Linked DNA regions of Homo sapiens: region 1 is linked to region 2. Evidence: chromatin loops called from intact Hi-C (ENCODE). Cell type or tissue: gastrocnemius medialis. All regions are shown on one strand. Each heading gives the region's core, and the rest is flanking DNA. Links, peaks and the distances in the headings are about the cores only.

The links. A loop is a pair of places that touch in the nucleus more often than their neighbours do. Peaks named below come from ENCODE experiments on the same cell type or tissue, not always from the same donor. Only the 100,000 strongest peaks of a DNase experiment are listed, where the experiment ranks them.
Region 1: a loop joins it to region 2, with 2.9 times the contacts of the local background. A loop is called at or near these places in 2 of 110 quality-filtered maps.

Annotation. Positions count from the first base shown.
Region 1 is chr6:40,704,530-40,719,770 of GRCh38, reverse strand. LOC101929535 (a long non-coding RNA gene) reads left to right here and starts at 4,393. Exons shown (of 3, transcript NR_187731.1): 1 at 4,393-4,864; 2 at 5,373-5,475; 3 at 6,308-6,927. It overlaps LOC105375052 (a long non-coding RNA gene), which reads right to left and starts at 4,229. Exons shown (of 4, transcript XR_926789.2): 1 at 3,327-4,229. RefSeq lists an enhancer at 6,110-6,611. In gastrocnemius medialis, for the core only: no CTCF peak of the experiment used is centred there; no DNase peak of the experiment used is centred there.
Region 2 is chr6:40,816,499-40,831,739 of GRCh38, reverse strand. It overlaps LOC105375053 (a long non-coding RNA gene), which reads left to right and starts at 6,397. Exons shown (of 3, transcript XR_926790.3): 1 at 6,397-6,657. In gastrocnemius medialis, for the core only: a CTCF peak has its summit at 7,230 (motif pointing right); a DNase peak (open chromatin) is centred at 7,219; H3K27ac peaks cover 550 bases.

The DNA of each region.
Region 1 (15,241 bases), core at 5,746-8,245, 110 kb after region 2:
GTTCCTCTCCCTGTAGGTCTCCTGCTCTATCACCCTGTCTCTGTCTCTCTCTTTCTCCCCCCACGCTCCACCCCACTCTCCTATTTGGAAGGTAAGTGTTCAAATAAATGAAAAAGGTCAAACCCCATGTGCCTGGCAGTAGAAAGCAACTTTGCAACCCTGGGAGCAAGCGTGGCAGAGACTGTGTGGAACAAAAGATCCCCAATTACTGCCTCTCAGTGCCGGGCTTACTGCTCTAAAAAAAGAAGAATTCAAAGTAGGAGAGGCAGAAGGGCCTTGGTGGGGCTGTGGAGCTGGAGGTATAGCAGGCAGTAGTGGGCGTGAGAGGACTCAGCCCCAAGACACTCCAAGAATTGTTTCTACCTCTCTTATCTGGCTCCAGATTCCAAGCCTTCTCTCCATCTGAGCCACCCTATGGGCCAGCTCCACTGGCCCCACTGCATGTTCATGATGCTCATGCCCACCGGGACCTCACCCCCAGACACACACTTATGCCATTAGAATCCCCATTCTATTGCAGGCCCACAGTTCTCCAGGCCACAGCTCTGTCATGAACAGGTGTCAGGGAAGCCATCCTTACAGGCTTGAGACAGGCTTCAAATTCCCTTCTTACTCCCCTCTTTGAAATCCCCTCAAATTCAATGGCAATCTGTCTCCCAGGAACAGACCTAAATTGCATTTTAACCAATTTCTATTCTTTCCCACTTTCTCTTATCCAGTGGGTAGCGGATTGGTCGAGGATGGGGTAAAATTTACTGTTTCATGTTTCCAAAGACCACCTCTGTGAGTTATAGGAAAAGCTGGTGTGATGGTTAACATTAGGTGTCAACATGACTTGGCTAAGGAATGCCCAGATAGCTGGTAAAATGTTCTTTCTGGGTTTGTCGGTGAGGATAAGTCTGGAAGAGATCAGCATTTGAAATGATAGGCCAAGTTAAGAAGATCTGCCCTCCCCAATGCGGATGGGCATCAACCAGTCTATTGATGGTCCAGAGAGGAAAACAAACAAACAAACAAACAAACAAAAAAGGTGGAGGAAGGAAAAGTTTGCTCCCTGTTTGAGCTGGAACATCCATCTTTTCCTGTCCTTGGACTTCAGTGCTCCTGGCTCTTGGGCCTCAGGACTCAGACCAGGATTTATATTATTGTCTCCCTTGGTTCTCAGGCCTTCAGACTTTAAGCCACTCACTTTAAGCCAATGCATTACACCACTGGCTTGCCTGGTTCTCCAGCTTGCAGATGGGCAGACTGTGGGACTTCTTAGACTCCATAATCGTGTGAGCCAATTCCTGTAATAAATCTCTCTATATCTATACCTATCTATACTTCCTATTGATTCTGTTTCTCCAGAGAACATTCACTAACACAGGTGGTATAGATTTTAGAGTTAGAAGTTCAGAACTCAAATCTAGCTTTCCCTACTTAATAACTTTGTGATCTTGGGCAAGTTATTTAATCTCCTGGAACCTCAGTTTCTCTATCTGTCAAACGTGGGCTCAATAATCCCTATCTTACAGAATAATTATTGTATCTATCTTACAGATAATTCCTATTTCAAGGATCCACTTATTAGGAGCAGGCATAGTTAGCAGTCTACCAGCCCAAAAAAACATAGCAGTATTTGGAACAACAAGTAACTTATCATGGATATCAGTTTCACAGTTCACCCTTGAGTTTATTTAGGAGGTTCAAGTGGATTCCAACAGGTCATGGTGACCTATTTATACTGATTTCCGGATGAAATTCAGAATTTGGGTTCCCCTCAAGGAGGAAAACTCTTACAGTTAGTGCTATGCTATTGCTCCAAGGTCTCTGCAGGACTGGGCCTTAGGAACCAGGTGTTAGCCAGCCTGATCACTCACTCTGTTTTGGTTTCTCCCCTTCCCTGTTCCACTGTCCCATTCCTCTTTCAGTGCTTTCTTCACCTCCCAAATAAACGATATTGCACCCACATCATTGCCTCAGGCTCAGCTTCTGCAAGAATCCAAATTGAGATAGCATGATATTGCATAAAGACTCTGGGTTTTAGGATCATGTTCCAATGCTGACATGATTTAGCTGAAGGTTCTTGCCTTATTTCTTAGTCTATTTTCTGCTGCCATAACAGAATACCACAGACTGGGTAACTAAAATAGAAATTTATTTGGCTCATGGCTCTGGAGGCTGGAAAGTCCGAGAGCATGGCACTGGCATCTGGTAAAGGCCTTTGTGGTGTGTCATAACATTGTGGAAGACATCACATGGCAAGAAAGTGTGAGAGTGTATCAAACAGAGGGAGAACATTAGAATAGTGAACCCATCCTTTTTATCAGTAACTCACTGTCACAATAATGGCACTGATACATTCATGAGGGTGGATCTCTCATGGCCCAATCACCTCTTAAGTGACCCACCTCTTAATTCTGTCACAATGGCAATTAAATTTCTTTTCTTTCTTTTTTTTTTTTTGAGGTGGAGTTTTGCTCTTGTTGCCCAGACTGGAGTGCAATGGCACGTTCTCAGTTCACTGCAATCTCTGCCTCCTGGGTTCAAGTGATTCTCCTGCCTCAGCCTCCCAAGTAGCTGGGATTACAGGCATATGCCACCACGCCTGGCTAATTTCGTATTTTTAGTAGAGATGGGGTTTCACCATGTTGGCCAGGCTGGTCTCAAACTCCTGACCTCAGGTGATCCACCTGCCCTGGCATCCCAAAGTGCTGGGATTACGGGTGTGAGCCACTGCACCTGGCCAGGCAATTAAATTTCAATGTGAGTTTTGAAGGAGACATTCAAACCATAGTACTTCATAACCAATTTTGATAATAATTTTCGCATCTATGAATGGGGCTACTAAAAATTCCTTTCCTGCCCATCTTAGAGACTATGTTATGATAAGATTAAATGAGATAATGTGAGTAAAAACAATAACAACAAAAAAGCAAACCATAAATCAATATGTACATGTAAGGAGTTACCATTGTCATTAATATTTGATCTTGTACATTCAACTCTCACCATCAAAAGGCATTTTGGGAGTGGAGATTTCAGGGCCATCTTCCCTGGCACAGATTTGGCTGAGCCTGTCCACCAGCCTCTTTTCGTTCTTTGTGCACCTTTTGCACTGTGATCACTGAGGGCTCCCACTTATTCTTCACCTGGTTCCCTGACTTTGAAGTTATTTAAAGGAACTGTTATTACTGGCTTTGGAGTTCCTCACAAGGGGATTCTCAGATGCTTTTCCTGGATGTTTGACTTCAAATGTACATCTGACCTGCCATGCACTCTTTTCTTGTAATAAATAATTAATAATAAAATATAAATATATAATATAGATTATATACACTTACAGGATGCCTTTCCCTTTACATCTTTACATGACTTCTTTTTCTCTGCTAGTTAGCAATGCAGAGGGTTTTTTTTTTTTTTTCCTTTCCAGAAACCAGTCTTTTTGATCCTCAGCACACATTTTTTCCTGGCTTTCAATGAGGATTTTCTTTATTTTTTTAAAATAGTCTATGGGTTTCTTATGCTTTTAAAAATGTTATTTAAAACTTTCTTTTAACCATTCCTTTTGATTTTTTTTCTTCAACACATGCTCTCATTTTCTATATTTCTGTCTACAAGAAATGAGCAGTGGCATAATGGGTATTTTCGGCTTTCCCACCAGGGGATTAAACTTCAAGGTGCTGTGGTCTGAAGGAGGCAGAGCTTCACCCATAAATGTGTTTTGGCCAGTTCCTGCCTTTCCCTCTAGAAACACCCCTGCCTCTTCCCCACGCTGCAACCAGCAAGCCTCGTGCCTGTGACAGGGCCCTTATCTCCGTCACCACCGGGGACTCGCTGCACAATGCCACTTTATCACTTGCACCAGCTGCCTGAGCTCACTGCACCTCACCCTTAATTAATTACACCCTCTGCCGTAAGGAGCCATCTCCCTCCCGAAGACAGCCTTCAAGACCCGTCAGATGAAGAAGCAAAACCCTTTCATCTTTCCTGATGGCTCCTCTCTTTCTATGTCATTTTTTTCCCCTTCCTGCCAACACTGATTCTTTTGTAAATCTGCTTGTGCTCTTGGTCTAGAGCCATCCACGAGGCCTGGACTCCGCAGTGAAATCAAGCTCCAGGAAGCAGGGTGTGAGGCCCATTAAGTATGGCAGGGAGCAGAGGCAGGGTGTTTGGTCTTACGAGACTCCAGAGGCCAGTATTCAAAAATGGTCAGAGGGCATGGGAGCATGGGGCAAGGTGGTGTATGTGTCCCAGGTGGGGGGCGCAGTGACTGCTGGGGATCAGAGATAGGCTTCAGATATGGTTGTGAAGAATATTCCTCTGTGATATCATGTTTCACTGTTGTGTCATAGACAGTGAGAGACCCTGTCAACAGAGGCACAGGCAGCAATGGGTTCTGCAAATCATGACGCAGACAGCGACACTAACAGTGAGAAGCCTCAGCACAGAGTTGCACAGAGAGACTGCCTCTGCATTTGTGACACTGACAGCACAGACACCATAACTCCAGCCATGACAGGCTCTGCACACAGGGACCCAGGAAGTGAAGGGCACTGCAGACCATACCTCTGACTGTGACAGACCCCGAACATCCACAGAGACAGTAACATCAGCATTGACAGGCTCAGCAAACAGAGAAATAGGGAGGAATGGGCTCTGTCGACATCATAACACCAACAGACACAGGGACAAGTACTGCAAACAGTGACACAAACAGTACTAGCCTCTCCCAATAATACCAAGCTCTGCAAATAAAACTAAACTCCACAGAATGACAAACAGTGCCACGGTCTACAAATGGTGACACAGGCAATGACAAGCTTTGCAAACAGCTCCAAGCTCTGCAAATAATGACACACAGGGCCAAGCTCTGCAAACAGTGAGTGTAGTTGCACCTGGGGCATGGACAGCCAACCAAGGGCCACGCCTGCTTATTTCAAACACTGGCCCTGAGCACACCCACCTGCTATCACTGTCTCTAACACTCCCCATCTCCCTCCCACTCTCTCCACTGCTTCAAGTCTCCTTTCATTTGAAAATCCTTCACTTGACCCACTCTTCTTTCCTCTTATCTGTGGGTGTTCTGCCTTTCAGAGCTAAGCCTTTCCCATGAAGAACCAGGCCTAAGGCCTTCTGGAACCCACCCCCTTGGCACCCTGGGAAGACACGCCCTCCACCAGAACCCTCACCTTCATGCCCTGTGGTTTCTGTAGCTGAGCTGCCCACTCCCCCTCAGATTTCAGACTGACCTTCCTTACCCCTGGCTTCTGGAATCTGCCCCCATCTGCCTGAAATGGGGTGGGGAAGGGAAGGATGATCCCCAGACCATATGAAGCCATGTCTGCTCATCTCTGCTTCCTCCTTCACTATGACCCTGTGAGGTGCAGCGTGTGAGGAGACAGAAGCACACAGAGGAGAATTCACCTGCCAGGGCCATAGAAATCCTGCGCTGCTGTCCAGCACTGGGATTCGTGTCTGCCCAACTCTCAGGTGGATGAGTTACTATTACGGGTGACGTAGCAAAGCAGTTTGGTGTGCAGACCACAGGCAAGAACTGCTTGAATCCTGGCTCTGTGATCTGTGGGAAATATGTAACCTCTCGCCTCCTCAGTTTCCTCATCTGGAAAATGGGGATAATAATTATACTTATCTCAGAGTGTCTGAGTGAGAATTTAATGATACTTAAATGCCTAAAAGGGTTTTTTTGGAAGCTGCAACTGACCTGCTCAGCCCTGCTCTGGTCTCATTTCCTCAGCCTCCCCCCTGTCCCTGCTACTCCACACAGCCTCCTTGCTCTCTTCCAACCAGCTGGACCCCTCCTTGCGTGGGTGATACACGCTGTTCCCTGTGGAGTGAGCTTTCCCAGGTGTCCGCCCAGCTCACCCCTTCCCTCCTGCAGGTCTCCAGGCTCAAGTGTCACCTCCACAGAGAGACTTCCCTGACTGCCCTGGGTAAAGTGGCGCTTTCTCTAGCTCCGGCTCCCCTCAGCCTGCTTTAATTCTTCTTTTGTCACCACCTTTATTGCCGAGTCCTGTAGCCTCTGGGAGGACCGGGAGCTCAGGGGCATGGGTTGCAAATGTAAACAGGGCAATGCGGGGAAGCCAGCATCCGTGGGAGGAGAGGGAGCTGTGCTGTGGCTCCCTGAGGACTTGAAGCCAGGCCAGGAGGATGTCACTGGCTTTTCATAGGGATCCCTCACCTAGGCACGCCTCAGCTGAGGTGGCCTTTCCCCTCCAGCAGCCCTTTGGTAGGAACCGGGAGGCCTGCTGGCAGCAAGGGAGATGACATGCCTGAGCCTTGACACTGACACTTTTCCCCCCAGCAAACAGGCATGAGGGCTGGAAGAGGAGAAAACACAACTGGCTAGGAGAAGGCAACCTTCCCTGCTGTGGTGAGCAACAGTCGTGAGCTGTCAGCTCCTCTGGGACATCCTCTCCCTTTCAGTTCCCTGCCTGCAACACAGTTCTCCCTCTCTCCTGCCAGAGGAGGCTTGGGCTGGCAGAGAGAAGAGAAAGAATAACCAGAGAGGGACCAGGCAGAGGGGAGAAGAATCCAGCATGTGCTGGTGGCTTCGAACTACACTGAGCTCAGACACGCAGGCTCTGAGGCTGGAACAGTGCTTCCCTCTTGAGGCTTCCTCCAGGCAGGGCCCGCAGAAGCTGCCGCTGCACTCTCTGAATTCCAACACTCCAGATGTGCAGGGGGCCAGATGCACAAACCGAAGCCTAGAGCCCTGGGTTGAGATGCCTGGGCAACAGAGAGCAAGGACTCTGCCTCATTATGGGATGCAATAAGCAGGTAACTTCTTTCACTGAAAGACTGGATTCTCCTCCAGGTCTTGAGATGAGATCCTGGGTCTGCAGCAGGTCATCTGAGCATCAAACATAATATTAATCTTCTAGGTATCTTGACTGCTGTGTGCACAAATACTGTGCAGTCAGGAAAATGGCAGCTTAGTTACGTCCCAGTCCTGTTGTTGTGTGGGCTTTGCAGTCCCCTAAGTCCAGGCTTTGGGGGAGCTGCACTGTGCTATCCACAGATCCAGCCTCTTTCTGTCTCCTGTCCCTGCTCCCTGGCTGCACATCCAGGGAATCTTCCTTGAGGTGTGGTGAGTTGCTATACTACTCGTCTAGCATTTCCAGAACATGTTGGAGGGAATCAAAGCCTTCCTATAGAAACTAATGGGGACAGATTTCATACTCTGGAAGAGTGCTTTAAGCAAATGAATAAGCAAATACCAGGACATGGGAAAAAGCTAGAGGAAGCAAGAGATGAACAAAGCCTCTGTTGGATCGTATGGGGACTGGAAAACAGAGGCGTCAAGGCAGACCAGGATCATGGAGGTGACCCACCTGGTGATGCTGGTCCAGGGCACTGTGACTTTGTCAGTGAGAAGGCCTATTCATTCATTCACTGACTTGCCCACTCATTTATTCATTCAACTGAGCACCTGCCACGTGCCAGCATGGGGCAGCCCTGGGCCTTTGGATGAACAAGAGAGACATGAAACTCACAGTCCAATGGGACTGATTTCAAAGACCCCATGTTTCCTTCCGAGTTTGTGTGGTTTCTATATATTCAGCCCATACTGCACACTGTCAGGGCTGCTGATGAGAGAGTGGGCATCAGAGCAGCATGTGGAGTGGAGCTGTGTGGTTGTGGTCAGAGCCAGTAGCAACTAGGGTATTAAGGATTTAGAATGCCAACCCTGCATTCAGTTCTCTTTATAGATCCTTTTGGTCAACTTCATAAAGTCCGGAGTTAGGGAGCCCCTTTAGGTACAGATGTGCTCTTATCCCTGGAATGGGTAGATAGGGCATGGCTGTTATAGTCAGCTCCTGATATCCTAAATGGGCAGGGTCAGGGGGAGGTCCTGAACCCACCCCCTCCCAACAAACACACACACAATATTTACACACACAGACTCATACTGACATATGCAAACACACATATACAATTCACATACACTTATACTCTCACTCAGGGGCATGGGTTGCAACTGTAAACAGGGGAATGCAGGGAAGCCATACATGCACAGACTCATGTAGACACACATACAATTCACACACACATACATGCACACATTCACAGACACAGGACACACAAACATGTTCTGTCTCTTGCTCTCTGTCTTGCTTTATTTTTCTCCTGCAGACTGCTCCTTTCTGTCTGGCAGTGCTGCAGACAGGAGGCTTAAGAGAGTTAGGGTTAGGAGATGTTCTCTCTGGAGTCAGTTAGCCCTCAATCCTCCTGGGCTTTCTGCTGCTGACTAGCTGTGTATCCTTGGCTAATATTTCTGACCCTCATGTACCTGTTCTGATGAGTGAGGATGACATATCCACCGTCAAGATTTAAATGAGAGAAACAAGAACAAGCATGTGAAGTGGACAGGTGTCTGTCTTTGTGGCCAACCTCACTCTCTCCCTGTGTCTGGAGATTTCTCCCTATGTTGGGACCAGAGTGGGTGGCAGAGCCTACCTTCTACTATGGAAGACTTGGCTCTGCCATTCGGATGCACCTGCCCAAGACTCAAGGGGATCCTAAAGAATTATATCTGGTTGCTGCAACCATTTTAAGAGTTCTCAGGACAGCAGTGGCTGTGCTGCTAATTTGGTGGCCAGCATCCAGCTGGCAAGCTCCAGGCCTAGGGCCAGCCCAGCAGCAGTGGTGTTCAAATGTGGACCATTTTTGCAGCAGCATCACTTTGGGTGTTATTCTTGAGTGTGTAGCCCCAAACCTGGTATTTAGGCCCTTTAGAGAGTCTATGAGCAACCAAAGATGTTTTTAGTAAATTATTTTTAGGTTTAAATCAGCCAGAGTTGGTTTCTGTTGCTTGCAGCTCAGAGCCCGGTCTGCTAGAGTGTGTAAAGCATTTGGCCTGGTGCCCAGAACACACATAGCAGGTGCTCAATAAATGTTAGCCATTAGAGATGACATGCACACAGCTTCAGAGATAAATTGGAGAGGGCAGGATGGAGGGAGGGGGCTGTGAGAACAGGATGCAGCTGAAGCCCTCATGGCGGAAGTGATCCAATCTCCCCACCCTCAGTTTCTCCAGCCGCAGGGCCCCAGGAGACAGACGGGAAGCCTCTTTCCCTTTTCACTGGTTCTCTGTCACTTGCCTGCTTCCAGCCCAGTCAGGGTTGGGTTTATTTGCACAGCTCAGATTCCCAGGAGGAGTGGGAGTAGTAGGAAGGGCAGCAGGAGAGGCTGGACAGAAATCCAGATAAAAGGCTTTAAGTGGAAGCCCCATCAGAGCCTGCCAGATTCCCGGTACCAGTTTATTCCCTTTACTCCCCAAGTAAACGTGCCTATATCTGTTGCTTGGCTTCATCGTCTCCATTTCTGCTCAAACAAATCCCAGATCACTGAGCTTCAGAAAAGAAATACAGGAACACCAGGAAGCCCCTGAAGGCAGAGGACACACAGGGAGGACCATCGGCCAGAGCCTGTGGGATTAGTCTTCTGCCCTGCTCCAAAACCCCCTTAGGTACATGGGCCCTTTCTCTAACCCCTACCTTCCTCCATGGGAGATACATATTACCTTTACCCAGAGGGCTACATACAGTTATATGCCTTTTGAACTGCACAGAGGCATCAGCTGAAAGTAAAAGTGGGGTTCCTTGGATCCAGGCTGGGTCCGACTGGGGGAAGGAGCACCTTTGTACCTCCACAAGAGACTACATGCAAGACCATGCTTGTAGCACTATTGAGGGGCTTTGAGAGTTTATCACCATGTTACTAGTTTAATCTGGGAGAATCAGCATCCTCTCATTTTCTGTTATTCAGTGCCATGGTTTGAATGTGTCTTCCAAAGTTCATGTGTTGAAAACTTAATTCCCAATACAACAGTGTTGGGAGGCAGGGCCTAACAAGAGGTGAACAGGCCATCCAATTCTCATGAGTGGATTAATGCCATTATCATGAGAGTAGGCTCATCATAAAAGTGGGTTTGCCCCCCTCTTGCTCTCTTGCCTTTCCACCTTCCACTATAGGATGACACAGCAAGAATGCCCTCACCAGATACAGGTCCTTTAGCCTTGGACTTCCCAGCCTCCAGAACTGTAAGAAATAAATCTGTTCTGTATAAATTACCTAATTTGTGGTATTCTGTTACAATGACACAAAATGGACTAAGACACTCAGAACTATTTCTTAATAATCTCTAGGGGAGAGATTATGGCCTTCAGTTTTCCCAGCTCTCAAGCATGGGGATGTATTTCAGCTCCTGCCTTCCCTCCTCTAGGTCTTTCTGGGGCTGCCATTAATCAGTGGTGACCCCATTTGGTCAGCCGTAGGGACCTCCATGCTCCATTTGGTACTGCTCTGCTTGGCGACATGATGGGGACGGGTTTGTGTCCTTGTCCGGAGTGTCCTCCTCCTCCCCAGGTTCCTCATCAGGTCCACTCTGCAGTACTATGAAGGTGTAGACAGGACACTGTGGGGGCAGGAGCCACATCTTTAAGCACCTTCTCCCAAATGGGATCTGTGCAGACCTTGGGCCCGTGGCATATTTTAGTACTCACTTCCCAAGATGGCAGAACCTGACTAGGTTCCTATTGACACAAGTCTTTCCCTAAAGGGTCAGAGCAGAGAAGGTGGGGAGAAAAGAGGCTGTTCATTCATCAACTCAGTAACTGCTCTCTCTGTTCAAGGGGCAGAAGCTCTTTTCAAATTACATATTTAAAGGTAGTTTCTTCACATGGTTGCCACATCTCCCCAGAGGCCTCTCTCGAGTTTCCTGACCTCCTCCTGCAGTGGCCTCCTCTTTTAAGCCCCCAGGTCATTTTCCCACCTCCTCCATGGAGAGCTGTATCCCTTCCTCCAGAAGGAAGAGGATATCCCATCCCCAGCCTCAGTCTCCCCTTCTGTCTAGCTAACTTAGCTCTGTCCTCAGAACATCTCCTCTGCTCAAGCTATGCCAGTTGAGAGGAGGAAGGGTGCTGTCTGGTTCAGTGAGAGAGGGTGACATGTCTTCTAAGTCTTTTTTTTTTAATTTTATTTTATTTACTTTTTAGAGATAGAGATCTCACTCTCTTACCCAAGCTGGAATGTAGTGGTATGATCATGGCTCACTACAACCTTGACCTCTTGGGCACAAGCAATCCTCCCACCTCAGCCTCCCCCATAGCTGGGACTACAGGGGTATGCCACCAGGCCTGGCTAATTAAAGAAAAAAATCTATGTCTTCCCACCCTTTTTTTCCCCTTGTAACTTATCGATGAATTAAATTCCTGTTCTTTGCAGTTTTCCAGTCCTTGGCTTTTTGTTGCTTGCATCTTTATAGTATGGTAGTCGTTAACATATTTCTCTGTCTTCTGTATTTCTACAAATTAGAATCTGGGTCTATAGGCTTCAGCAGATTCAGCTACCTCCCCCTCCACCTCTTTTTCTTCTGGGATTCCAGGTTAGTCCCACCAGTGAGTGCTATGGCTGATTTCCTCACTAGCTATCAAAAATACAAACATACCCCACTAAGGAAACGTTAGTGGTTTTCTCCCAGGAGAGCAAAGTCCAGCCTCATAAGAACAAAAAATATTTCTCCTGGCAACATGACTTCGATTCTTCTCCTTCTGACCCAGGAGCATTGTGTTCTGGTGCTAAGGAGCACTTGATACCTTCATTAGCCTGACTAACATCCTGCAGGTCACCTGTGGCTATCAGCGCCTCTCTCAGCTCCTGACAAGGTGGCTGCCGCAGTTTAGGTCTCAATGATTTCTACATCTCCCTGCTGACATGGGAGCAGGGGGTGGTGTCAGGCATTTCAGTTTAGCCCCACCATTCTAGGAAGCTATCCTTTTCTCCTCACCCCTAAAATAGGCTTCTTTCCCTAAAGACATATTCTTTTCCCTTCCCAACTCTTTCTTTCTCAATCCATCCAGTTGCCTGAGAAGGCCCAGTGAAGGGATGGGTGGGAAAGTGTATAAGAACTTCATCAGACAAAAAAGCCAAATCCTACAACCAAGGTGTTTATTTGTCACAAGCACGAGGACTAGGAATGAACACAGCCCCAAGAGTTGAGGAAGAGTTTTTTCTACCGCTCCCTGGACCTAAACCTAATCTAACGTGGGTTAGATAATGTTCTACTTTGAGGCAGAAGAAGAGCCTCCATGACATTTTTTTTAAAATCATTTATTTGTTTAAGTCAGAATTTGAATAAGGTCCACACATTTTGAGTGGTTGATATGTCTTTAAGTGTTTATTAATCTATAGTTCCTCCCATCATTTTTTCCCCCTTGCAACTTATGGATGAAATTGGGATGTTTGTGCCACAGTTTTCCATTTTTTGGTCTTTGCTTGTTGCATTCCTTTGGTGTCCTTTAACATGCTCATCTGTCCTCTGTATTTCCTGTAGACTGCAGCTGGACCCATAGGCTTGAGTAGATTCAGCTTTCTCTCTCTCTCTCTCTTTCTCCCTCCCTCCGTCCTTCTTTCTGTTTTTCTTTCTCTTTCTCTCTCCCTCCCTTACTCTCTCCCCCTGATTCTCTCTTGGCAAAACTACTCACTCTCTCATGGGTAGTGGTGTATTCTTAGGTCAAAAGGCACAAAAGTCTGATTGTTTCACTTTTTGTAATGTTAGCAGCTCAATGAGCAATGCCTGAATTCATTAATTCACAGGGGTTGCCAGATGGTGCTTTTTAAATTTTATTATTCTTTTTTCATTTATTAGGTGGATTATTTATTTCTTAGCTGATTACATCCGTCAAGAGAAACTTTCCCAGATCTACTTTGTGGATTCCATGGAATAACATATATTGGAAACCTCCATGACTACCTACTCAGCCAGCACACCCGTGTTTCCAGCACAGGGGCATGGGCTGGGGCTCAATGTCCACCCTGCTCATAAGGCAGGAATCGCCATCCTCCATCACGCCAACTTACTAGTTCAGGTTCAGGGCAGAAAGTGGTCTTTGGCTTGGATCCTGCTCTCAGGGGCTCCGCAGTCTGAGGCACAAATACTATTTTTTTTTTTTAAGTTGTGTGCCTTCTTGCTGCCACAGTGGGTCAGCCACATGGAGGTCTGTTTGCATTACTCGTGGTGGGCATATTGTCTTTATGTTTAACCCCATTTATTCGCTTATTTGCTAAACACAGAAACACACGACCATCTAGTAGCAGAATTTGGAGGTAATGGGGGAGGAAGTGGTGGTGATATCATACCATCAGAAAGCAAGTTACTTAGAATTGGATTTTAAATACCAGTTTTCTTAAGTGCCTCTGTCTGGTCTCCCTGTCCACCACCCCCATGGAACATCCCATCCTCCCAGTGTGCCTTTGAATTACTTCTCTTTGCCTCTCCCTGATCCCTGGCCCCAGCCCTTGTCTCCTGTTCCTGCCCTTTGCTTCCCTCCCGCAGTTTCCCCTAAAACCTCCTGCCTCTGACTTGATGTAGTCTCAGCTTTCAGGGCCTCTCCATTCATACTCACTGTGCTACATCAGGAGATTCTGTTAAACAAAGAGCCATTTGCCTGCAGGGGAATTATGCCCTTCCAGCTGGTAGGATAAAACAGCTATCATCAGTTGGGGTTTTAAATTACTTTATATATTTTTCTTGTAACAATAATGAAGAAAATGAAGCTCAGTTACCTTAAGGACTTTCCAAGGTTTCAAAGGTAGTACGTAAGGCCTGGAGTTGGGATTCAAATATAGATTTTTAAGCTGCAAACCCTAACATATGTCCCTGTCCTCCACTGCTTATCCACCTGTCACAGTAGTTGGTACCTCTCTGCAGGATGAGAACAGATATATAGCTCATCCACGAGTGCTCAGAGAAGGACAGATTTATCTAATGGGAATAGAGGCTCTTATTTCAGCAGTTAAGCTGGACTGTTTATGAGAGCCTTTAAAAGCAAGCTACTTGGGGCATAGTGTGGTGTAGTTAACAGACAAGTTTGTGCTCTGTGAAGTCATGCTGCTTTGGTTCTAATACCAGTTCCACCGATTATTAGCAGTGTGGCCAGAGGCATAGATATTGCTTAGCTTGTTTGTGCCTCAGTGGCATCACAGGGTAATGGAGATTATAATAGTCCCTACCCCATAGGGTTGCTCTGACATAGTGACTTAAATGGTTGCACCATTAGCATTATCTGGGAGTCTGTTAGAAAGGAAAATTCCCAGCCCCCCCGAGTCAGAAACTGGCAGGGCCCAGCAGCAGTCTGTGATTAATACACCCCCTAGACAATGCTGATGCGCATTAGAATTTGAGAGCCATGGGCTTAACACATGGAAATACTTAGCATAACACCTGGGACATAGGAAGTGCTCAGTAAGTGTCAGTAGCTTATTATTATTGTTGTTACTAGCCAGGGCACTCATCACTCTGAGACTCTTCGGTGAGGAAGTTCAGCCCAGCTGCAGAGGCGAAAGGATGGAGTGCTATTCTTGTGCTTAATTGACCATCTGAATTTTCCAAGGACTGGTCTGTCTTGTCTTGTCCACTGCAGAATTGACAACCCCCAGAGCAGTGCTCAGAACATAGTGTAGACTTAGCAGTTACTCACTGTGTGAAAATGACATCTCACTCTGTCTCATCTGTCAGTCTGGCCCTGAGAAGAGGAGGGATGTTAGGAGCTGAGGAGTTGACTTCAGCTCCTGCTGGAAGCACCCCACATCTAGGGAGCATTCTTTGCTCACCTAGGACTTGATTTCATACTCTCTTGTTTCTGTTAGTCAAATAGAGTGTGGTGTATCGGGGTGGGTGGGTAGGAGGTTACCAGGCCCCTGTGTTTATATTACAGTGTATTAATAAGAAAAAGACAATTTCAAGAGAAAAATGAAGAAAAGCCTTGTACATTACTTGAAAATGAATAGCCACATGGCCAATACATATGAAAAGGTGCTCACATCATTAGTCTAAAGGAAAATGTCTGTTAAAACCACAGTGGGATGCCACTACACACTCACCAGGAAGACCAAAGTAAAGGAGATGAAAAATACTGGGTGCTGAGGAAGATGTGGAACAACTGAACTCTTCTATACAGCCGCTGTGATAACACATGGATAAAGCCACTTTGGACAACAGTTTGGAAATATTACCAAAGTATATCCTATGGTCCAATATTTCTACTCCTAGATGTAATACACCAATAGAAGTGTGTCCGCATGATTCTCTGAAAGACAGGTGCTAGAATATTCATAGAAGCGCTATATTTAATAGCACCAAACTGGAAACTACCTGAATAAACGTGTCTGTCAAGAGTAGAATAGAAAAATCAAAAGTGGCATATTCACACAAAAGAATACTACACAGCAGTGA
Region 2 (15,241 bases), core at 6,253-8,752:
GGCTTCACCATAATCATACCCCAAGGGTTCAAACAAGATATAATATTTTGCCAGCTGGCACAGACAGTGTGATTTTGAGAATTTTCAATTTCTAGTCACTCAACCAGAATTAAACGAATTAAACTCTGTTATGAAGCTTACGTTGGAAACAATAAAATATTTCAGTATGGCAGTACATCTTTCTCTTTGCTGCCTTGTCAATTGGCTTTAAAAAGTTTAAAGCCTTTGAAGAACTACTTTATAGATCAACCTCAGTTTCCTACAGTAGTAGTATCGATTTTTTAAGTCAAGCTCTCTAAATTTTGATTATTTTAAAAATAAGGTGGGAAATTTTAATCAGAGTATTCAGTAAAGTGCCAAAGTACTTCAGCTTTTAGCAAAACAACGATAGCAACAATTCAAAATAAAGCGTGCAAACAAGAAAACATTAAAATGTATCCCTACACAAGCAAGAAAAGAACAAAACCTATCAGAATGGCTATAATAAAAAACAGTGACAACAGCAGATGCTGGTAAGGATGTGGAGAAATGGAATCATTCATACATTGCTGGTAGGAATTAGAACTCAAATGGTGTACAAAATTTAATTTTTTAACACTTTTTATGTTGAAATAATAAAAGATTCACAGGAAGCTTCAAAAAACATGTTGATGTGTTGTGCACTCTTTCACCCATCTTCCCTCAATGGTAACATCTTATCTAACAATAGTACAGTATGAAATCCAGGAAATTGACATCAGTACAAGCCACAGAGCTTATGTGGATTTCTACAGCTTTACATGTGCCCATTTGTGTGTGTGTACAGCTCATGCAATTTTACCTGGTGTGTAGCTTCGTGTAGCTTCATGTAGCCACCACCATAATCAAGATACAGAACTATTCCAGCACCATGAGGCTCCCTTGTGTTACTCCTTTATAGACATACCTGATCCTTCGCCCCCATTCCCAACCTCTGGCAACATTATAATTTTGTTATTTCAAGAATATTCTAGAATGTTGTGTAACCATTATACAGTGTATAACCTTTTGAAATAGGCTTTTTTCCCCTCAATATAATTTCCTTGAAATTGATTCACGCTGTTGTGTATATCAATAGTTTGTTCCTTTTTATTACTGAGCAGTAGCGCTGAATGTGCTACAGTGTGTTTAACTTTTTACCCCTTGAAGGGCATCTGGGTTACTTCTAGTGTTTGGCAAATATAAATAAAACTGCTATGAACATTCATGAACAGATTTTCGTGTGAACATCATTTTCATTCCTCTGGGATAAATTCCCAAGAGTTTGGGATTTCTCAGCCGTATGGTACCAACATGTTTAGATTTAAAAGAAATTGCCAAACGAATTTTCAAAGTGGTTCTACCATTTTACATTCCCACCAGCAATATATAAATATATAGTTTCTCTTCATTCTTGCCAGCATTTGGTATTGTCACTATTTTTTATTTTAGCCATTCTCATAGGTGTATAGTGATATCTGCTTGCGGTTTTAATGTACAGAGATGTAATGGCCAATGATGTTGAGTATCTTTTCATGTGCTTATTAACCATCTGTATATCCTCTTCAGTGAAATGTCTGTTCATGGATGCAGCCCATTTTCTTTTTTTTTTGAGACGGAGTCTTGCTCTGTCGCCCAGACTTGAGTGCAGTGGTGTGATCTCAGCTCACTGCAAGCTCCGCCTCCGGGGTTCATGCCATTCTCCTGCCTCAGCCTCCTGAGTAGCTGGGACTACAGGCACCCGTCACCATGCCTGGCTAATTTTTTGTATTTTTATTAGAGACGGGGTTTCACCGCGTTAGCCAGGATGGTCTCGATCTCCTGACCTCAGGTGATCTGCCCACCTCGGCCTCCCGAAGTGCTGGGATTACAGGCGTGAGCCACTGCGCCCGGCCGGAAGCAGCCCATTTTCTAATTGGGCTTTTTGTCTTGTGCTGTTGAATGCTGAGTTATTTATATATTCTAGATACAAAAACTTTGTTGGATATGTGGTCTGCAAACAATTTCTTCCAGTCTGTAGCTGGTGTTTACATGACTTTAAGAGGGTCTTTGGAAGAGCAAAAGTTTTTAATTTTGTTGAGCTCCAATTTATCAGTTTTTCCTTTTTATGGATTGTGCTTTAGGTCAGGTGTCCCCAATCCCAGAGCCATGGTCCTGTACTGGTAGGAACCCTGCCACTCATCAGGAGGTAAGCATTAGGGCCTGGGCTCCACCTCTGTCAGATCAGTAGGGTCCTTAGATTCTCGTAAGAGCAAAAATCCTAATGTGAACCACACATGCAAGGGATGTAGGTTGCACCCTCCTTGTGATAATCTAATGCCCACCACCCTCCCGCCCTGTGTCTGGGGAATAATTGTCTTCCACAAAACTGGTCCCTGGTGCCAAAAAAGGTTGGGGACTACTGCTTTAGGTGTCAGATACGTAACTCTTCACCTACCCATATGTCCTAAATATTTTTTAATTTTTTTCTAAAAGTATTTTGATTTTATGTTTTACATGTAAGCCCATGATACATATGGAGTCAATTTTTATATAAGGTGTGAAGTTTAGGTTGAAGTACTTATTATTATTGGTTTTTGCCTATGGATGTCAGTTGTTCTAACATCATTTGCTGAAAAGACCGTCTTTCCTCCATTGAACTGCTTTTGCACCTTTGTCAAAAATCAGTTGGGCATATTTGTGTGAGTCTCTTTCTGGGTTCCCTATTCTATTTCATTGGTCTGTGTCTAGCTCTCTGCCAATACTGCACTGTCTTGACTACTGTGGCTAAAGTGTCAGCCTTAACATCATGTAGAGTGATTCCTCTCACTCTGTTCTTTTCAAATTGTTTTAGGTATTCTAGGTCCTTCAACTTTCCATATAGATTTAAAAATAAGCATGTGGATGGGAGAAAAACCTTCCTGGGAATTTGATGGAAATTGCCTTAACCTATAGGTCACTTTGGAGATAACTGACATTTTTACTATGTTAAGTCTTCCAATCCACTCACACGGCATGCCTTTCCATTTACTTAGGGCTACTTTGACTTCTGTCTTCAGCATTTTGCAATTTTCAATGTATAGAATGTTTTGTTAGATTGGTATCCAAATATTTCTTTTAGTTTGCAGCAATTATGAATGGTATTGTGTTTTTAGTTTTTATGTCCACATGCTTGTTTATAAATAAACAGGTGATTGATGTTTGTGTGTTCACCTTGTACCTTGGTGAACTCCCTTATTCTAGGAATTTTTTTTTTTTTTAGATTTCTTGGATTGCCTATGTAGACAACCATGTCATCTACAAATAGGGATGGTTTTATTTATTCCATTCTAATGTACATGTCTTTTGTTTCTTTGTCAAGATTTAATTTTTAAGTTCTATAAGTGTGCTTGGGAACGTGTTGACTTTAAAGAATCGTTTGATGAAAGTCCTATTTTTAACTGGACATATTTGTATTCTATATTTTATAGGATTGAAATTGAGAAAGTGTACAGTTTTAAAGTGTTTAAATTCAATGAAACATTAAAAGGCATTAGACAATTTATTTAACCAATTTTGTCTCTGAAAAATATTTGTTAAAGAAAGGTACTCAAAAGAGATAAAAATAAAGTACGCTTGAAAATGGCTCAGTATTTATATATTTTAATTTCAAAAGTAAAATTTAGAATATCATACATTTAGCAGATATGCTCTGGCCTTACTATTATGACCACCAGAAGAGTTAATTGACCTATTCATTCCAAGTTTATTAATCATAATATGCAACTCTGGATTGCATAATATATTGAAATAAATGAATTATTCAGAAAAATACTCATGACAGATAATGGCTAGGCTGATTAACAGATGTGAATATATACCAAAGATAATTATTCTCCTTGCTATTTTTAAATGTTTAAATGTCAATATAAAGCTTTTATTCTGCTTTAATATAGATAGATTTTATTTTTTAGAAAAGATCTCATTTTTAAAAGCTTAAAGAAGTCCATCTTGGCCGGGTGCGGTGGCTCCCGCCTCTAATCCCAGCACTTTGGGAGCCCAAGGCAGGCGGATCACTAGGTCAAGAGATGGAGACCATCCTGGCTAACATGATGAAATCCCGTCTCTACTAAAAATACAAAAATTAGCTGGGCATGGTGGCACGTGCCTGTAGTCCCAGCTACTTGGGAGGCTGAGGCAGGAGAATGGCGTGAACCCGGGAGGTGGAGCTTGCAGTGAGCCGAGATCGCACCACTGCACTCCAGCCTGGGCGACAGAGTGAGACTCTGTCTCAAAAAAAAAAAAGTTCATCTTTTAGGTACATCAATATAATAAAAATCAATGTTGGTTAATATATTTTAACAATATTATAGAATTTTAACTGTTTAAACATCTCCTTTTCCTCTAAAATAGTGCCCTGGCTTGGACATGAAATTTCATGATCCTCCCCGGTATAACTTAACTTTGAAATCACAGGTATGTTTAGCATTGTGACATTCTGAAATGGAACTGTCGATAGAGGTATAAGAATAAGGAAGTATCTGGTTAGAGACCCCTAGAACACTAAGAGAGTGCAGATCCAGAATCATCATAATTAGGAGAAATTAGGGACACACACATGAGGGAGCAGGCCTGGGATAGTGCTCTTTCGGAACTAAACAAACCTCTGGACCTACATCAGAGAGAGGTATCCTATGGCAGTCCTGGGATTCTGCTTGTTATAGAATAGCATGCTTGTAGAGAATTGAAATACAAGATTGTAAATCCAGGGCAACTAAGAAACAAGTTTATTGAACTGGGTGAAGATGCTGGGAGTTCTAAAATTTGCTTGTGGGCTTTTCTCTTTAGTCACAGCAGTGGCCAGTGCTAACTGGGCATGTACAGTGTCCCAAATGTAACACCAACGATGCTGCACCCATTCCCAGGATGCCCCACAATTATCAGACAGTGCGTGCAAAGGCACGGGCCACAGCATCTACCAGGAGTGTCCTTGAAGGAGTTTATAGAATTCTTTGTTTCTGTGTTCAGCCAATGCAAAAGAAGGGAAGAGCTCACTAGTGCTGAAGGCACTAACTTAGAAGAAAGCAGAGACAGGGAAAGTGTGAAAAAGAAATCTATTCTGTTAAAATTTTAGTTGGCAGATTTGAGAGGTGTATTAGTTTTCTAAGGCTACAGAAACAAAGTACCATAAACTGGGTGGCTTAAAACAGCGTAAATTTACTTTTTCACAGTTCTGGAGGCCAAAAGTCCAAAATCAAAGTGTTGGCAATGATATGCTGTCTCTGAAGCCTCTAGGGGAGGAAGGGTCTTTTCTTGCCTCTTCCAGCTTTTGGTAGCCCCAGGTATTCCTCGGTTTGTGGCCAATCTCTGCCTCTATCTTCACACGGCTGTCTTCCCTCTGTCTCTCTCTCTCTCTTCCTTTCATAAGGACACCAGTCATATTGGATTAAAGGCCTGACCTACTCCAGTATGATCTCATCTTAACATTCATCTTAATGATATCTGTACACTCTATTTTCAAATAAAGTCACATTTACAAGTACCAGGGGTCAGGTTCCATACATCTTTTTGGAGATACAATCCAGCCTGTAACAGGAGGTTTAACAATTCCTATCAAGAATCTTGAAGAGGCTGGGCACAGTGGCTCACACCTGTAATCCCAGCACTTTGGGAGGCCAAGGTGGGTGGATCACCCGAGGTCGGGAGTTCGAGACCAGCCTGGCCAACATGGTGAAACCCCATCTCTACTAAAAATACAAAAATAAGCTGGGTGTCATGGTGCCTGCCTGTAATCCCAGCTACTCAGGTGGCTGAGGCAGGAGAATCGCTTGAAGCTGGGAGGTGGAGATAGCAGTGAGCTGAGATCCTGCCACTGCACTCTGGCCTAGGTGTGACAGAGTGAGACTGTCTCAAAAAAAAAAAAAACAAAAAAACAAAAAAACAAAAAAATAGAATCTTGAAGAAACTCCCTTTTCAGTGAAAGAAAAATGTGTAACACTCAGATTGTGGGTACCTTCAGAAATCTTCAAGAAATGTTATGCAAACATAAGATAAAGAGAAATTTGAAATGTCAGAAAAAGTTCCATGAGTTTGTGCTGTCCAGCAACATTGCAATAAATGATATCTTCAAGGTTTTCCTGGGAGAACCTACCACAAGACAAATTTTCTCATTTCCAGAAGAGATATCTGAGTGATATGTGTAGTCTAATTGAATGGAATACAGATGACCAAAGCTCAGTTAAGATAAAGTGACACTGTGTAGTCACATGTGCCATTTGAAATACTTAATACTATTACTGACCCCAAAGAAAATATAAATGCAAGCCAAGTCACATCTCTGCAGAATCACAAGCATACCGGCCAAGATCTCTTTTCTTTTAGAACATTTCCCCAGGAAACATAAAGTAGTTCATATAAATATGCTGACATCTTTCAACAGCTGGAAGGACTCATTCTGGGTGTTAACACAGCAGGGAACTGGAAGAATCAGAACTGGAAGAAGAAGAAGTGATTGGCATGCTGACACGCTGCTGTAAGAATTGCAGTGGGGAACAATTACATTGCTCAAAGAACACTTCACAATTGGAGGGAAGAGAATTATGTCAGTGCTGAAGGATTTCACAGCTGTACTCCAAAACAAACCTGGAAATGTACATTATAGGTACTGGAAGCAAAAGAGTCTATTATTTTGTCTTCTTTTAGGTAAGTGGTAAAGTGCTGGGAGGTGGCAGAAATGATAATTCTAAAGGGGCAATTCAGCCTCCTTGTCAGACTTGGGTCTTGCTGGTTGTCATTTCCATATGTGTCACTACTTCTTTGGAAAAGCAGGGCTAGGCTTCGTATAGAATATAAGCATGAACCCAGTCTGAAAATTTCTTTTTCATTCTACCCAGAAATGATTCTCTTACTATATTGATTTAGGGCTCAGAAAGTTCCTAACATCAATTTGTAGAGATACTTTTGGTATATAACTGAAGGAACAGTTAAAAAAAATCTGATTTAGAAACACTGGATGGGCAAAACAAATTTAAGACTTTGATTTAAGAAAGCCCCTAGGGTTATTCCAAATTTAAGTAAGGGTGATACACAGAACACAGTAACCTAGTTTACTGCTTTACCTTCCTCCCTGCATGTAGACGGGATTATAAGGTGCATGTGCATCTTGTTTGGGTTATTAAGCCTTTGCTCCTTACCTCCTGACCTCTTCCTATATATCCTGCTGTGTCACACTGCGTTGGGACCTTACCAGGTCCAGCCCTCCTTTGCCAGATCCTTCTCAAATTCTGTCACTAGGGGGCACTAGAGGGAGACTGGAAGGAGGCTCATGCCGTCAGGACGGGCTTATTCTTTTTTTTTTTTTTTTTTTTTTTTTTTTGTACTTTAAGTTCTAGGGCACATGTGCACAACGTGCAGGTTTGATACATAGGTATACATGGGCCATGTTGGTTTGCTGCACCCATCAGCTCATCATTTACGTTAGGTATTTCTCCTAATGCTATCTCTCCCCCAGCTCCTCACCCCACAACAGGCTCCGGTATGTGATGTTCCCCTCCCTGTGTCCAAGTGTTCTCATTGTTCAATTCCCACCTATGAGTGAGAATATGCGGTGTTTGGCTTTCTGTCCTTGTAATAGTTTGCTGAGAATGATGGTTTCCAGCTTCATCCATGTCCCTGCAAAGGACATGAACTCATCCTTTTTTGTGGCTGCATAGTATTCCACGGTGTGTATGTGCCACATTTTCTTTATCCAGTCTATCATTGATGGACGTTTGGGTTGGTTCCAAGTCTTTGCTATTGTGAATAGTGCCGCAATAAACATACGTGTGCATGTGTCTTTATAGTAGCATGATTTATAGTCCTTTGGGTATATACCCAGTAATGGGATTGCTGGGTCAAAAGGTAATTCTAGTTCTAGATCCTTGAGGAATTGCCACACTGTCTTCCACAATGGTTGAGCTAGTTTACACTCCCACCAACAGTGTAAAAGCATTCCTGTTTCTCCACATCCTCTCCAACATCTGTTGTTTCCTGACTTTTTAGTGATTGCCATTCTAACTGGCATGGGATGATACTTCATCGTGGTTTTGATTTGCATTTCTCTGATGACCAGTGATAATGAGCATTTTTTCATGTGTCTGTTGGCTGCATAGATGTCTTCTTTTGAGAAGTGTCTGTTCATATCCTTTGCCCACTTTTTGATGGGGTTGTTTGTTTCTTTCTTGTAACTTTGTTTAAGTTCTTTGTAGATTCTGGATATTAGCCCTTTGTCAGAGGGTAGATTGCAAAAATTTTTCCCATTCTGTAGGTTGAGGAGGGGCTTATTCTTTTCTGTTTTGAGTTTGGTTCCTATAATAAACAGTTGCTTCTCACCCAAGCAACTGTTTGCCCCAAGTGGTGGCAGTTGGTTCCAGTTCTTTTCATACTTCCAGAACTAGACTCACTATGCTCTCTTAGAGCCACCTGCCCAGCCAGTCAGTGCCTGTTACTTTGATGCCTGAGCCTGGCATGCAGGGACCCTCGTCCAAGTCACCCAGACACCATCAACAGCCTCAATGGCATCTGACCCTCTTCAGAGCTGCTGAGACATCAGCACCTTTCCCTGAGCTTCTAAAAACCCCATCCTTGCCCCCTTTATTCTCCTGGCCTGGAGGGTGTCGCTGCAGTGGTCGCCTTTGCCTTTTCAGCTCTCCAGTATCTGTTATCTAATTCCTTTTGTGAAATTTCTTCTGTTAACAAACTGATGCTGAGTCTCTTTTCCTGACCTCATCCTGACTGAAAGGCACCTATATCTTCATACATGCTCTCTGCTTACTGTTTATGTAGCCATGGTGTTCGATGTGTCTGTAGGTCATTTTCTGCCACGTAGAGCAATAAGAATTAGATGGATGCATATGTTTTTGCACAGAGCTTAAATACATCATCATGCAATCTGCTTTGCCTAATCCTCGATCCCTCCCCTTAAATAATGCTCTGGCGTGTTTAAATGCTGCCTGACCTGAGGAATCTTTATGGTGGGTACTCAGTCATTAGCTGAGTCATTATATTATTACATTTCCTGCATGGAGAGTGCAGCAGCAACTTCAGATAACAGCTTTGAAGAATGCTTAGACCATCTTCACTTACTTCTGTCTCTGTCCTAAAACTCAGTGAATTATTGTCTTGGGATAGTTGAAGCTAAATATTTGAGACACAAAAGATTCACTATTAGGTACTAGAGAAAAGCTGCCATAATAAAAGAAAAGGACCACTTTATTAAATACCAACTAGGGCAGATCATTCCTGGGATTAGCATAGTATCATAGGAGATTTGCTCTTCACGCTAGTATCAGACTACTCTGTGATTTAATCCACATAGTTGCAATGTAGGGAGCTGTCAGCCAAGAGTATCTTGGGAACCTTTTATAATGGCTATAAGATGCAGATTTAGGAGTAGTACTCCTTCACATGCATGAATATGAAATATCCAGTGGTCTATTTGAGCAGAAAGTTTTTACTCATAGAAAGAACTTGTGCCATCTCTGAGAGCTTTAATGAAAACAAACCTTATAAACTTGGACAATAAATCATAAACAAACTTTGATCAGGTCTACACGACCACCATTAACAGATTCTTAGAGATTGCAAGCCTTCCAAATCAACACGTAAACAACCCAGAAAAAATCAGTGGGAATCCAGATTAAGCAGATCTTACACGGAAAGCAGACATTGCACTAAACAATTTTTATGCTTAAAAAAGAGAAGGGGTAAATGTAGTCATCAATTGTGAGAATTTTGTAGTTGTTTGAAGCATTATCCTTGGTGTCTCTGGAGTTCCAGAAGAGCTCAAGTGCACAGAAAGATTTCTCCACAGCAACTTGAAATCACAGAGCATTTTACACCAAACTTAGAGATACAGATGTATCAGAATGTAGATGTACCAGAATTTGCAGTAAATGAAAGAAGCATATCTATATAATGTAACTAACCTCTATTTCCTTGTCTTTGACTTCTGAGCTGGTCATTTCTGCCCAGCAGCAATAGATGCATCTGTGACCTTTCTGCCCATTTTCCATGAGAACCAATGCACTCCTCTTGTAAATACTTCCAAGATGAGAGTTGGAGCATGGGTTTGAATAGTAAGCACTAAGCAGTAGGACTCCTGCACTCCCATCACCTCTCTTGATGATGAACTCTCCCGCTCACCAAAGCTTTTCTGGTTCACATCTTGTACCACTGTACATAACTGAAATGTCCCTCGCCTTTCCATTCCCTCTTCACCTCCCATCTCCAGGAGAACAGAAAATTGCTCCACTCAATCCTATAAATCTAAAACATACTTCACAGCTCTTGTTGCAAAGTGTACCACGTGTAATTTATTACCACCACTTGCATGCCTTGAACACTTCTCCCACCTTCCAGAAAGGTTAGAACCTGTCCTGTGGTCTCTTCATCCTGCCAGGTGGGCATCCATAGTCACTTCAATATCCTTGTTAGTGACCTTTCTAGAATCCTGGTTTCCTGTTGCCATGCCTCTTCAACTACTTTCTGCTACCATGGGCAAAACCATAAGCTGGGCCTTGACAGATACCTTCCACACGTCCGAGATCTCAAAACTTAGGCTTCTCTTTTGACCCTAACTCCTGCTCCTTTTATTAATCTCAACTCCAAACTGAACTGCTGCTGAGCTCTTATATACTCTCACTGCAGTGCTGGGCCTCGGCTTCCTCCAAAGTCTCCTTCCAGCTTCATGATGTCCTTACTCCCCTTGCACACCTGACACCACCTCCGTCAGCCATTTCCCTTTGATAGCACAGAGATCCTCTTATCCTTTAAAGGGTCTGGCTCCTGTCCTAGTCTGTTAGGACTGCTATCACAAATTTCAGACTGGATGGCTTATAAAGAGAAATTTATTTAAATATATTATCGCCAAATTTATTTTTAAAAACAAATTTATCGGCTGGGCATGGTGGCTCACACCTGTAATCCCAGCACTTTGGGAGGCTGAGGCGATTGGATCACAAGGTCAGGAGTTCAACACAAGCCTGGCCAACACAGTGAAACCCCATCTCTACTAAAAACACAAAAATTAGCTGGGCGTGGTGGCGCGTGCATGTAATCCCAACTACTTGGGAGGCTGAGGCAGGAGAATCGCTTGAACCTGGGAGGCGGAGGTTGCAGTGAGCCGAGATAACACCACGGCACTCCAGCCTGGGTGACAGAGCCAGACTCCATCTTGAAGCAACAACAACAACAACAACAGCAGCAACAACAACAACAAAAACAAATTTATTTTTCACAGTCCTGGAGGCTGAGAAGCCCAACATCAAGGCTCCGGCAGATTCAATGTCCGCTGAGGGCCCCGTTCTTGGTCCATAGATGGCCTTCTTGCTGCACCCTCACATGGCAGAAGGGGCAAGGCAGCTCTCTGGTGCTTCTTTTATAAGGGCACAAACCCCATTCATGAAAGCTCCACCCTCAAGACCTTGTCGCCTCCCAAAGGCCCTGCCTCCTAATACATCACATTGGGGGACAGGATTTCAACATATGACTTTGGGGGGCACACACACTCAGAGCTCAGCAGCCCCTGATTTGCCAAACCTGAACCCTGGTCATGGGGCACCTTGACCTTCTGGATACTTTCTCAGCCTGGGACCACAATACCCAACATTTTCTGAGAATGGCCCATACAACTTCATTTAGCCGGAAGACACGAATCTGAATGCTGTCCTCTGACCTTTTTAAGCCCTCTTCAAGAGGCTCTAGTCTTTATGCTAAGCTGCAAATGTGCTCTAAGCACCTCCTGCACTGACTACCCTACTCCTTTCCCTTTTTTTCCCCACTCCTGCCTCCACCTTTCTCTGCCCTCCATCTTCAACCCTACTCTGCAGACAGAGGTAATGCCCAATCATCTTAGACCTCTCCAAGTTAATGACTTTAAATTCCCAGCTCGTCAGTTTGGTGGGTCTCTGTACTCTCCTTCACCCTCCTGTCCTGTCGCACAAGAAGAGGAGCTCCTCTTTTGGGCCAGCTTTTTTCCAAGGCTCCTACTTCAGAACACACATCCACATTTTCCTTCCACCTTGGAGCTATTAACAGAGCAGAACCATTCTGCCATCCTCCGCTCATTGAGTTTACCGACATCACACGTGTTAGACAGTTCCATCCCTATGTGGCTACATTTTCTGTGGATCCCTCATACACCCATATTTTACAACTGGTCCTCCACCAGGAAAACTCCTGACCAGGGAATGAAATGATTCTGTCTGCCCCATGCCAGCCACCTTTCTGGCAATGCATAGTTGAGTAAGCAGGCTGCCCTGGTGAAGGGTCTCTTCACTCGCCCTTCAGTGGCAGGTCATTAGGGAGCTCACATTGTCCCCTGGGGCTGATGCAATCTCAGGGACATCAACCCCCGCCCCCGGGGCTGATGTCATCTCCAGGGGCATGCCAAGTGTCAAATCTTGGCAGGAAACCTAGCTTCTAGTGCCAGTCTCAGAAAGCACTAGAATGTGGGTACCATGTTGTCTCGGTTTTTGGTGTTTTGCCTGCCTGGCCCCCTCCCACGTATCACAGGAGCCACCCTGGGGCCTAAGATCCCTGGCAGGGGTCTTGACCTTTGGTCCAGCCTCTGAAAGTCATGATATAGAGTAGGGATTAGCAAACATTTTAGGCTTTGAGGACCAGAGGCAATTGTGTAGGAACTTATATAACAAGAGAAAATGACAACCTCTCCCTGCTTTGTTTGCCTGGTGTGGGCCATCCCAGGGGGTAGGCATACTTTGTGCCCAGTTGCCATGCCAAGAATGTCAGCTAGAGACATTCTTGGAGGAAGAGCACAGGTCCTGGGAGGAGGAATGGCTCTGGAGGGTGGGATCTGAGTGCTACTGGGGCAGAGAGTGAAATTGACCACAGTGGCTGCTTGGCCCCACCTGCAAGACAACATGCCTTGAATTTATTTCTGAGAGTGTATTGACTCCCACCCACTCCTCTTCCTCAAGTCATATAGGCCACATCAGTGTTTGGGACCCTTGGCAGGGCCTTGTGCCTTTGTGACAACTCCAGAGCTCACCATGTCGCCTGATTCTTTGAGGACAATATTGGTTGGCTACCACTCCCCACATCACCTGTCATCAGGGGGTCTTGATTTCTGAGGTCAGCCACTGTAGTCATTGGAACATAGTCACTGCATTAACTTGGCTCTTGCCACAGATATTACCCGGCTGCTTAGCCCCCTTCAAATAACTTTAAATCTCCCCCAAATTAATGGCAACTCCATTGACTCAGACCCTAGGCTTGGGGCCTGGGGCTTTGGTGCCTGTCTCTACACCCATTAGAGAGGAATGTAAGCCTTACCTTGTTTCTTCCCAGAGTGTGTTGACTGTCCAGTCTCCCACATCCCTGGGCTTACCCCAAAACCACAGACCCTTGGCAGGGGGCTGGGCCATCAGGGAAACCCAAGTAGTCATGAGAAAGTAGTCCTCACATTGCCTTGGTTCTTCTTAGAGTTCATTGGCTCCCTGGCCCCTGCATCCTTAACATCACTAGAATCCACCAAGGCCTGGAACTCTTGGCAAGGTGCTGAGTGCCATCCCCAGATGCTATAAGAGCTGCACTATGGGTTGGACATGATGGTTCATGCCTGTATTTCCAGCACTTTGGGAGGCTGAGGCAGGTGGATTACTTGAGGCCAGGAGTTCAAGACCAGCCTGAGCAACATGGTAAAACCCCATCTCTACAAAAAATACAAAAATTATCCACATGTGGTGGGGTGCACCTGTAGTCTCAGCTGCTTGGGGAGACCAAGGTGGGAGGATTGCTTGAGCCCCAGGCTTTGAGGCTGCAGTGAGCTGAGATTGCACCACTGCACTACAGCCTGGGGGACAGAGCGAGGCCCTGTCTTAAAAAAGAAAAAAGAAAAAAGAAAAAAAAAGCTGCACCATGGTATAAGTGGCTAGTGAGCGCTTCAAATGTTGAAATGTGCCTAGTTCAAGTTGAGATGCACCAAGCTACACACCAGACTTTGAAACTTTAGTCCTAAAAAAGAAATGTGAAATATCTCATTAATATGTTTATATTGATTACATGTTGAAAGGATATTATTTTGGCTATATTGGGTTATTCAAATTAATTTCACCTATTTCTTTTTACTTTTTAATGTGGCTACTGAGGCACATGTGTAAAATGACCCACGTGCCTCCGTTGGGCAGGGCTGCATTAGAGGGTCATCGTGGTTTGCCTTGGTGTTTTCCCACACCACTGTGGCCACAGGAGGGACTCACCCTTGGCAGTGACAAAGCATCTGGTGCCAGCCCCACAGCGATGAGGGTGGCCTCTGTGCTGCCTGGGTTCTTAGAATACATGGGCTGAATGGATCGCACGTTGCAAGATTTAGCAAATAAAGATACAGAATGCTCAGTGACATTTAAATTTCAGATAAACAACAAATAATATTTTGTAAGTATGTTTCATGCCATTATTTGTGGTTTATCTAAAGTTCAAATTAGGCTGGGCATTCTGTATTTTATCTGTCAATTCTGTGAGTTGGGCTCCACATTTTCCCCATGTTCTCCTTATTGCTGGGGCCACACCAATGACTCCTTGGAAAGGGGCCTGAACCATGGGTTCCAGCCACAAAAGACCTTGCAGGGAAGCCACTGCATTGCCTTGGAAATTCTCAGAGTATCGTGGCTGCCTGGGCCCCTTCGCCCTAGATCCCTGGGGCCACACCAATACCCCAGAAACAGAGCATTGTTTTCACACTGCCTTGGTTTACCTAAGGTGTATTGGCTGGTCTTACTGGACCCTGCTTCACTGGGTCAGCACTAAAGCCTCAAACCTTGGCAGTAGTAGTTGGCACATTGACTTGATTCTTCTTAGAGGGCATGGCTGCCTGGCCCCCAATTTGCCCACATAACCCACATCCCCAGAGTTACATCAATGCCTCAGCCCCTTGGCAAGGAGCCTGGACCACCAGTACCAGCTGCCGAAGCCATTGAGGCTTGCCTTGGCATGGCCTTTGTGGTTTTCAGTGTGCATTGCCGGCTGGCCTTCACATTCACCTCCTCATGGCCTGCTCCTCCTTCTGGTGCCCTGGATGCCCAACCTTCTCTAAACTCCCACTGTTAAGTTCATGCAGTGCTTTGACCCTTGACAGTTGGCCTGGGCCTCTGCAAGTCTCAAAAGTTAGTAGGAAGTACACACCCCATGTTCTTGATGTCTTTTTTTTTTTTAATTTTTTTTTAGTGTTTATTGATCATTCTTGGGTGTTTCTTGGAGAGGGGGATTTGGCAGGGTCATAGGACAATAG